Linked DNA regions of Homo sapiens: region 1 is linked to region 2. A link is a loop called in an ENCODE intact Hi-C map of the cell type or tissue named here. Cell type or tissue: mammary epithelial cell. All regions are shown on one strand. Region 1 holds the start of LOC124904092 (a long non-coding RNA gene). Region 2 overlaps FOXK2 (forkhead box K2).

What was found. A loop is a pair of places that touch in the nucleus more often than their neighbours do. Peaks named below come from ENCODE experiments on the same cell type or tissue, not always from the same donor. Only the 100,000 strongest peaks of a DNase experiment are listed, where the experiment ranks them.
Region 1: a loop joins it to region 2, with 10 times the contacts of the local background. A loop is called at or near these places in 1 of 110 quality-filtered maps.

What each region holds. Positions count from the first base shown.
Region 1 is chr17:82,381,732-82,386,731 of GRCh38, forward strand. LOC124904092 (a long non-coding RNA gene) reads left to right here and starts at 3,093. Exons shown (of 3, transcript XR_007065959.1): 1 at 3,093-3,219; 2 at 3,963-4,042. RefSeq lists an enhancer at 3,594-4,279. In mammary epithelial cell, a CTCF peak has its summit at 3,022; DNase peaks (open chromatin) are centred at 3,060 and 3,310; H3K4me3 peaks cover 198 bases; H3K27me3 peaks cover 313 bases.
Region 2 is chr17:82,525,962-82,530,961 of GRCh38, forward strand. All of the region lies in intron 1 of FOXK2 (forkhead box K2), which reads left to right. Among named protein-coding and RNA genes, the nearest start is that of FOXK2, 8.7 kb to the left of the region's middle. In mammary epithelial cell, a CTCF peak has its summit at 3,024 (motif pointing left); DNase peaks (open chromatin) are centred at 3,050 and 3,790; H3K4me3 peaks cover 285 bases; H3K27ac peaks cover 2,976 bases.

The sequences.
Region 1 (5,000 bases), 140 kb before region 2:
CTGTGTCATGTGCACATGTGGCTGTGTAGGAGTGTGGTGTGTGAGACTGCGACCCTGTGTCATGTGCACACATGGCTGTGTAGGCGTGTGTGGGTGCATGTGTGTGCATGTATGCATCAAGACTTCACAGGGACACTTTAAAATAGCAACAGTGGGCCGGGCACGGTAGCTCACGCCTGTAATCTCAGCACGTTGGGAGGCCAAGGCGGGTGGATCACGAGGTCAGGAGTTCGAGACCAGCCTAGCCAACATGGTGAAACCCCATCTCTACTAAAAATACAAAAATTAGCCAGGTGCGGTGGCAGACACCTGTAACCCCAGCTACTCAGGAGTCTGAGGCAGGAGAATCACTTGAACCCGGGAGGCAGAGATTGCAGTGAGCTGAGATCAGACCACTGCACTCCAGCCTGGGCAACAGGGTGAGACTCCATCTCAAAAAAAAAAAAAAAAAAAAAGCAACAGTGTTAGCCCTTGGTGGGAAATTTTAGGTAGTTTTTTTTTGTTTTTTGTTTTTTTACTTTTTATACTTTTGAGTCTTTTCCAGATTTCTCCCAAAAGGTATACACAGCTTTAAAATCAGGATTGTTACTAAATTTTTTTAAGATGGGGTCTTGCTCTGTTGCCCAGGCTGGAGTGCAGTGGTGTGATCTCGGCTCACTGCAGCCTCCGCCTCCCAGGTTCAGGTGATCCTCCCACCTCAGCCTCCTGAGCAGCTGGGATTACAGGCACGCGCCACCACACCTGGCTAATTTTTGTATTTTTTGTAGAGACGGGGGTCTCCCTATGTTGCCCAGGCTGGTCTCAAACTCCTGGGCTCAAGTGATCCGCCCACCTCAGCCTCCCAAAGTGCTGGGATTCCAGGCGTGAGCCACCACGCCTGGTCTATTAAGAAGTTTGAATGTCTGAAGCCTTCATGGTTGCCTCAAACGTAGTCACGCCTGGGGTCGGTGAGTGCTGTGCGTCTCCTGCACACGGGGCTGTCGGGCGCCTGCCTTGGAGGAGGAGGAGGACATGGCATGCGAGAGGCCTGCAGCTGGGGAGGTCAGAGCTGGGCCCAGGCCTGCGTGTTCATCTACGCGTTGCCCCCCGTCCCCTGGGCCACCCCTGGAGGCCCTTCTCCTCCTCTCCCCTCCTCCCCTCCCACCCCAGGCCCTGCCCTTCCCTGGCACCCAACTCCCTTACTCAGACCTCATCCGGCCCCACCCTGACCCAGGTGTGGGGGTCCCGGGGCTCCAAGCCACCAGGCTGTGTGGACAGCCCCTCTTCTCAGCAGTCACCGTGGCCACCCCAGCTGTGTCCAGGGCTGGAGTCAGAGCCTGCTCAGGTAGGAGGGACACGGTGCCAGGGGCCGGTCGGGGGCGGCGACAATGGAGTGCATGGCACAACCCACTAGAGGGGTCGAGTGCCCCGCTGGGGATTTCAGCAAAAGTCCTTTCTGCCCTGAAAGCAAGAGTAAGACCCCGGCTCTAACAGGTCCTAGTTGACGTTGTCCATGGCTGGCTGCCCCCAGCACCACAGCTCTGCTGTGCCCACGGCCCCGACCACTGCCAGGCTCCCCTGGACCCTCCCTGCCATGTCCCTCCACCCCCCACAATGCCCCCCAGACCCTCCCCACAATCCCCGCAATGCCCCCCACCCCCCGCAATGCCCCCGGACCCTCCCCACAATGCCACTCACTTCCCCACAAGGCCCCCCACCCCCGCTGCAAGGCACCCTGAACCCCCCCCCACGAGGCGCATCCCTGCTGCAGGCCGTTGGCAGGTGTTGCTGGTTCCAGCATTCCTTACAAATGGGAGCCTGCAGCCTGCGGTCCTGCATGTCCGGACTCCAGTAGTTTGCAGCACAGCTGCCTCCCTTCTGCTGCCGGGGCCTGGCCGAGGGATCGCTGCCGCTGCTAAGGGGTGGCTGTCTGGGTCCAGCGCTGGGTGGGCAGTCGCTAAAGAAGTTGCTGTGAATGCTGCTGCCTCAGCCTCTGCTTTCGTTTGCCCTGGGTAGAACCCAGGGGCGGAATCACTGGGCAGGTGGAAGCTGTCTCGCTGTCTCCCTGTTCCCCAAAGCAGCTTCAGCCGTGCCGCGGACACTCACCGGCAAGGGACGAGCCCTCCTGTTTCCCCCCTGCAAGCACCTGGAATTTACTGGATATTAGGTGCACTTGGGAAAGGAATTTCTTTTCATAAAAGGCGACTGAAAATCCCTTTGTGAGACACTGACTGTGCTGGATCAGAGATTTTGTAAATTTGGGTTTGGCCTATGGGGTAAATGGTAGGGCCTGTGCTGGAGAGGCCTTTGCTGTGTGGGGTGTGCAGCTCCCCTGGAAGGCCCTGGGCAGTGGAGCAGCCTGGATGGGGCCCCCCCTGCATCAGGATAGGGGCTCGGTTCCAGCACTATCATATCCCCCCACCATGCCCACCCCTGCTACCCTCCACCCACACCCCCAGCTGCTTCAGCCCAGAGCAAAAATGGTGAGGGAGAAGGTGTCCTGGGCGGGCCTTGGTCCCGAGAACAAGGCAGCAGGTGGCCCATGCCTGGGGGGCAAAGGATCGCATGAATGAACTGTGTCCCCGGCTGGGGGGTGGATGTCTGGTGGCAGGTGCCTGGCGGCGGGTGATTGGTTTGCCAGGCGCCCTCACAGACTGCCCCACGTCTGGCCTGTCTCCAGGCGGCTCTGGCGTGGCTGGGGTTTGGTTTCTGATCGTTGCTCCCCGACCAGAGCTGCTGCAGGGCAGTGGGAGTGGACGCCACGTTCCCCAAACTGGCCTCAAGTTCAAAGGGGCTTTTTCAGACACCCCCAGGTCCCACCTTCCCGCCTTCCCAATAGAGCGTGGAGGACATGGTCTTCTGGGGTCCACGGCGGGGAGGGTGGGGTGCACCGGCGCGTGGATGCAGGGGTCTCAAGGCCCCAAGCCACACTTCACATGAGTTATTCCTCAACAAAGAAGCACCTGCCATTTAGAGCTGCTGAACTCCCAGGCATTCCAGGAACAGTGTGCTTCAGGAAGTGGGTTGCACCTCCAACCAGCAGGCTCCGCTGTTTACCTGCCCGGGCACGCTCCGCTGTGGGAGGCCATCCCCGTGGAATGGACCTCAAGGCGGCCCGCCGCTGCAGGTGGCAGCAGTGACTGCGCTTGTGGGGTGAGGCGGCCCTGGCCGGGGAGGATGGCTGGAGCTGCTTGGCAAAGACTTGCGCTCTTCCTGCCCTGAACCTGCACAGCATCACAGGTGCGCTCCTGGCCACCTGGAGGGTCAGCCCCGGGAGGTGGCGTGGTGCACGGGCCCCTTTCTGCCCCTAGGAAAGCACTTGGTGCAACCCATGCTGTCTGGCACCTTCCCTCATCACTCACAAGGGCAGGTTTTTCCATCTGAATTCCAGACAGATGACAGTCCCAGCTGGAAGCGAGGCTGCCAAGGCCAACGGCCAGGCTGTTCCAGACTCCGGCTTTTCCCAGGCCAAGTGCCCAGCCCCATGCAGGGGTCAGGGGAGGCCAGTTCTCCTGGGACTGACCCAGGGCCCAGAGGCGTCGCGTGCCCCAAGCCACCGGGACAGGTGCACAGGCTGGCACTGGCCCAAGGCTGGGTAGTTCTGGTCTGTCACTTTTGCCCACCTGCAGCCAAGGAGACCCAGGCTGGGAGGGCCTGGGGGGTGAGTGAGGTCACAGCAGGACACAGCCCCAACGGTCAGCAGCCTGGAGACTCCGGTCCAAGCCCCAGCCCCCTCTGCCCTCCCCGCATGGGGCCCCTGCAGACCCCACTGCCAGCTAGGCCTGGGATCTTCCTGTCACCTCCAGCCAGCCCAACGGGACCTCCTGGCAAGCCCCCCCCCCCACCCCCGCTTCCCTGAAGCCCACAGCAACCCACAGGCCGAGCGGCCTGGGCTGTTGGGTATTTCATGGCCCCGACGGGAGCCCCTTTGGCAGAGCCCACCACTGGGCTGCTCTCCAACCGAGTGCTCTCCTGTTTCACAGCTAAGGGACCTCGGCTCGAAGGACCACCCAGGCTGTGCCTGGGGCCCAGTGCTGGAAATCCCGGGAGTGGACACATGCAGGTGCCTGGGACTGACGGGTCCTCACAGGGCGTTGGGCCGGGCTCCGTCCGTCCAGGTGGCCTCCGGCACCCCACAGCGCGATTAAAAACACAGAGCTGTGTCTCACCCCAGAACTAGGAGTTGGCGGGAAACTGGAGCCGCTGCCCCCCTGCCCTTCAGCCAAATCTGGCCACCCTGAGCCAAAATTCCTCCCGGGGGCTGGGAGTCAGGCCGGGGCTGGGCCTGGGGCCTGACGGGGAGGGGCTGTCTCTGTCCCAGGCTCTCCTCCCCATCCTCCCTCCGTCTTCCCCTGGCCTCCAGTGATGGGGAGGGGCTGTCTCTGTCCCAGGCTCTCCTCCCCCATCCTGCCTCCGCCTTCCCCGGCCTCCAGTGATGGGGAGGGGCTGTCTCTGTCCCAGGCTCTCCTCTCTGTCCTCCCTCCGCCTTCCCCTGGCCTCTAGTGATGGGGAGTGGCTGTCTCTGTCCCAGGCTCTCCTCTCTGTCCTCCCTCCGTCTTCCCCTGGCCTCCAGTGATGGGGAGGGGCTGTCTCTGTCCCAGGCTCTCCTCCCCGTCCTCCCTCCGCCTTCCCCTGGCCTGTAGTGATGGGGAGTGGCTGTCTCTGTCCCAGGCTCTCCTCTCTGTCCTCCCTCCGCCTTCCCCTGGCCTCTAGTGATGGGGAGTGGCTGTCTCTGTCCTCCCTCCGCCTTCCCCTGGCCTCTAGTGATGGGGAAGGGCTGTCTCTGTCCCAGGCTCTCCTCCCCATCCTCCCTCCGCCTTCCCCTGGGCAGCTGGGGGCCAGAAGCCTTCTCCCTGGGACGCTAAGAGGCAGTCCCGGGGGGTGTGGGTTCAGGGGTGGAGGGAGGGGCCCAAGGAGAGGCAGGAGCCAGCGTACCCACCTCACCATGGGCAGGACTCCAGGGCCAGTGGGCGAGAGCACGGGAAGGGGGCTGGGCGGACAGCGAGGTAGGGATGCCAGCA
Region 2 (5,000 bases):
TATGTGGCCTGAATCCCACACTTTCTTATGTGGCATGAATCCCTCACTTTATGTGGCATGAATCCCTCACTTTCTTTCTTATGTGGCAGATTGTGTTTGGTAATGTCAGATTTGAAGACTTGTTTATTAAATCAGAGACAGTATCTTCCAAGGTGAAGACTGGAGAGAGATGAGCCGACAGTCAGTGGCTTCTGGAGCTTTCCAGGTGGAGACTCCAATAAATGAATTGAGGGAACTCACAGTGATTCTGTCCTACTCAGAATGCAGATGGGCAGAACTGAGCTTCCCGGAGAATCCCAGTACCAGAAAGAAGAAGTAAGAAGGAGGGGGTCCTGGGAAGGAGATGGCCAAGGGACATGGCTTGGCAATCAGGAAGTCTTGGGCAGCCTTTGAGAGGGCTGTTGTCTCCAGGATAAGGAAGGAGGCTGGACATAGGGCTGGAGAATAAGGAAGGAGTGGAGGTAGAAGGAGTGCATGTAAAGTGGGGACCTTGTAAGGAGAGCAGAGTTGAGATTAGGGTTAGGAGGAGCGGAAACCTCATCACTAAGGTGAAGTGGCTGAAGGAACCACCAAGAAATGGGAGTTGAGGCTGGGTGCGGTGGCTCACGCCTGTGATCCCAGCACTTTGGGAGGCCGAGGCAGGTGGATCATGAGGTCAGGAGATTGAGACCATCCTGGTTAACACGGTGAAACCTCATCTCTACTAAAAATACAAAAAATTAGCTGGGCATGGTGGCGGGCACCTCTAGTCCCAGCTACTTGGGAGGCTGAGGCAGGAGAATGGCATGAACCCAGGAGATTGGAGCTTGCAGTGAGCCGAGATCGCGCCACTGCACTCCAACCTGGGCGACAGAGCGAGACTCCGTCTCAAAAAAAAAAAAAAAAGAAAGAAATGGAGTTGAGGCCTGGTCAGCTCTTTGCCGAGTAGACAGCAGACGATGTCTGAAGGAGGACAGCTCCCAGTGGAAAAGAAAACGAGATTGTGTTGTTTGAAGAGCTGAGCAGAGCGGGTCGGAACGGAGCTACTAGGAAAGTCTGGTGTGTTTCCGTATTGAAGGGCTGCAAGGTGGCTGAAATGCCTTCGTTTTGCGACCTGAAACTCCTGACAAGCTTGTGAGTGGAGCTGAGCCTGGGACACAGGAGTTGGCATGTGTTGGCATAAATAAAGGGATGTTCATAGCAGAGGGCAAATGGCGCTTTGCACTTTGAAAAGTGTTCAGTGTACAAATCAGTTGCCTTTAATAACTACTCTGTATTTAAGCTCCGCCTCCTGGGTTCAAGCGATTCTCCTGCCTCAGCCTCCCGAGGAGCTGGGATTACAGGCATGCACCACCATGCTGGCTAATTTTTGTATTTTTGGTAGAGATAGCTTTTAAAGAAATTTTGGCTGGGCCCGGTGGCTCTTGCCTGTAATCCCAGCACTTTGGGAAGCCGAGACAGGTGGATCATCTGAGGTCAGGAGTTCGAGATCAGCCTGGCCAACATGGCGAAACTCCGACTCTACTAAAAATACAAAAATTAACTGGGCATGGTGGCGGATGCCTGTAATCCCAGCAACTCAGGAGGCTGAGGCAGGATAATCACTTGAACCCACAGGGTGAAGGTTGTGGTGAGCTGAGATGGCGCCACTGTACTCCAGCCTGGGTGACATAGCAAGACTTTGTCTCAAAACCGAAGATATTCATTTGGCAAATTGAGATACATTGTTATCACTGATTTGTAGACACAGAACACATTGCAGCTATTTTAGCATAATTGTTACTTTAAGTTAAAAACCCAGTAACCAACTTACTTCTGCCTCACCTTAGTGTTTAGTACTTCTTCCAGTGGTAAAACTCTGTGTTCCTTTTATTTTATTATTTAGAGTCTCACTCTGTCACCCAGGCTGGAGTACAGTGGCACCATCATAGCTCACTGCAGCCTTGAACTCCTGGACTCAAGCGATCTTCCCACCTCAGTCTCCCGTGTAGCTGAGAGTACAGGCCTGCATGGCCATTCAGGGCTAATTTATTTTTTTTTGGACGTGGGGTCTCGCTATGTTGCCCAGGCTGGTCGCAAATTCCTGTCCTCAAGCAGTCCCCCCACCTCAGTCTGCCAAAGTGCTGGGATTACAGGTGCGAGCCACCCTGCCTGGCCTATACATGTTTTCAAGTGCTGATCATTTATTAATAGTGAAGTGATTGTAGTCAGGCGTGGCTCCCCCATTTACTGGCAGGTCCCATTTAGACCTGCGGTTGCAGAAGTACAGCACAGCTCTGTGCATGATTGGTGGAAATATTCCAGGAGATGAGGCTGTTACAGTAACAGCAGATTTTTCCATTGTGAAAATGTAACTATTCCTGCTTTGTTGAAGAGAAAGATTTTTTTGGAAAATGAAGAAAAGAGGATTTCTAAATTAAGGAAGCTTTTAGTGAAAGCAGTTGGCATTTGGGTAGTAGTATTCTTATCTGTTTAACATTTTTGTGGGGCTCTTGTTTTCTTTTATGTTTGGTTTTTGGAGCAATTTATAATATCTTAAATAATGACAGTCATAGTAAATCAACCTCCACACTTTTTCATGAGGAATTTTTGAATTTGCTGCTAAAATGCAGTACAGGAGGGCATGTTTAAGGCACACATTACCATCTCTACAATGTGAAGCGGGCTTTGAGCACGGAACAAGGTGTTACAGCTGTACCTAGGAAGTGGTGGCAGGGAGACCAGAAAGTACCTCGTGCCAGAGCCACAGCCCCTGCGGCCCTGCTTTCCTCGTGCACGTCAGTTTAGAGTGCACATTGGGCTTCAAACGCCTCTGCTGATTTGTTAGGAACAGAGAAGGTGCTCTGCTGAGAATTCCGTAGATTTCTAGACAGTATTTGGTTTTTGCTGCAGTTTGTCATTTGAGATGGAATGCTTGTGTTCTTTGTCCTGTGAAGGGCATTGGAGTACGACACCGGGGTGAGTCTGCCTCCTTCCCCTCCCTGGGACGTATGACAGTGTCTGGAGGCACATTTGGTTGGCATAGACTGGGAGGACGGGTGCTACTGGCATCTAGTGGACAGAGGCCAGGGATGCCACTGAAAAATCTTACAACGCACAGGACGCAGGAGGGGAGAGCCGCCTGTTGCGTAGCAACCTGGCAGCTGATAATATAATAAAAGTTGGTTATGACTCTTGGTCCTACTGGTGGTAAGTTTTAATAATTTTTTTTACAGATGATTCCTGCTTAAAACCTTTATGCTACCAAAGCATCTGTTCAAATTATACTTGAAAGCGCCTTTTTTTTTTTTTTTTTTTTTTGAGACAGGGTCTTGCTCTGTTTCCCAGGCTGAAGTGCAGTGGTGTGATCTTGGCTCATTGCAGTGTCCACCTCCCGGGTTCAAGCGATTCTCCTGCCTCAGCCTCCTGAGTAGCTGGAATTACAGGCACGTGCCACCACGCCGGCTAATTTTTTTTTTTTTTTTTTCAAGATGGAGTTCTGCTCTGTCGTCCAGGCTGGAATGCAGTGGCACGATCTTGGCTCACTGCAACCTCCGCCTCCCAGGTTCAAGTGATTCTCCTGCCTTAGCCTCCTGAGTACCTGGGATTACAGGCGCGTGCCCACTCCCAGCTAATTTTTGTATTTTTAATAGACAGGGTTTCACCATGTTGGCCAGGCTGATCTCGGACTCCTGACCTCAGGTGATCCGCTTGCCTCGGCCTCCCAAAGTGCTGGGATTACAGGCGTGAGCCATGGCGCCCCACCTGAAAGTGCCTTTTGTAAAACAGAGCCTGGAGGTTGAGACTCATTGCGGAGTCACTAGATAACTCCTCCCTTTGCAGCTTTGAAAGGACACTCTCGGAATGCAGTTCTGTCTTGCTATCCCTGGTTGTAAGAAGATACAACTAGGTCCCTTAAGGCAGTAGTAGCCTAACATTGTTACGTTTGTAATGTGTTCTCTTAGTCGTATTTATTGACTTAATTAGGCTGATACAGATATTCTGAGAACTAGGAATACCTTAGTTACATTGATACAGATATTCTGAGAACGTTTATCTTTAGTGGGAAAAAAGACAATGAGCTGTAGCTGAATTGTTCCAGTTTTTTGTGTTCCTGGTTCCACTGGAGAATGAACTGATGATGTGACGTCATTGTTAGCACAGCCACGCTGGGAAAGATGGCTCTCAAGGTGCTGTTTTTAATGGTGTTTAGTCATTAATAATTGGCAGTAAGAAAACTCATCTTTTGACTTTCATTTGGACAGATGGAATATAGAAAACCTGAAATAGGCCGGGCACGTTGGGTCACGCCTGTCATCCCAGCACTTTGGGTGGCTGAGGCAGGCGGATCTCCTGAGATCGGGAGTTCGAGACCAGCCTGACCAACATGGAGAAACCCTGTGTCTACTAAAAATACAAAATTAGCTGGGTGTGGTGGCGCATGCCTCTAATACCAGCTACTCGGGAGGCTAAGGCAGGAGAATCACTTGAACTCCAGCCTGGGCAACAAGAGTGAAACTCCATCTAAAAAAAAAAAAAAAAAAAAAGAGAGAGAAAACCCGAAATAAGGAAATTTAAAACTACTGATGTGTTTTTTTTTTTTTTTTTTGAGACAGAGTCTCGCTCTGTCACCCAGGCTGGAGTGCAGTGGCGCCATCTCAGCTCACTGCAACGTCCTCCTCCCGGGTTCAAACAATTCTCCTGCCTCAGTCTCCCGAGTAGCTGGGATTACAGGCGCCACCACCACGCTCTGCTAATTTTTGTATTTTTAGTAGAGACGGGGTTTCACCATGTGGGCCAGGCTGGTCTCAAACTCCTGACTGCAGGTGATTCCCCTGTCTTGGCCTCCCAAAGTGTTGGGATCACAGGCCAAAGTGTGAGTCACTGTGCCCGGTCTACTGTTGTGTTTTCAAAGTGGCTTTTTTGGTCTTGTATTTTTCAGAATACGATAGCATTTTGAGTATATAGAGAATGTTTTAAAAATTCTGTGTTTTTGCCATTTCTGAGCTGTTGGAGGATGTTAGGATAATGAACATCATTTT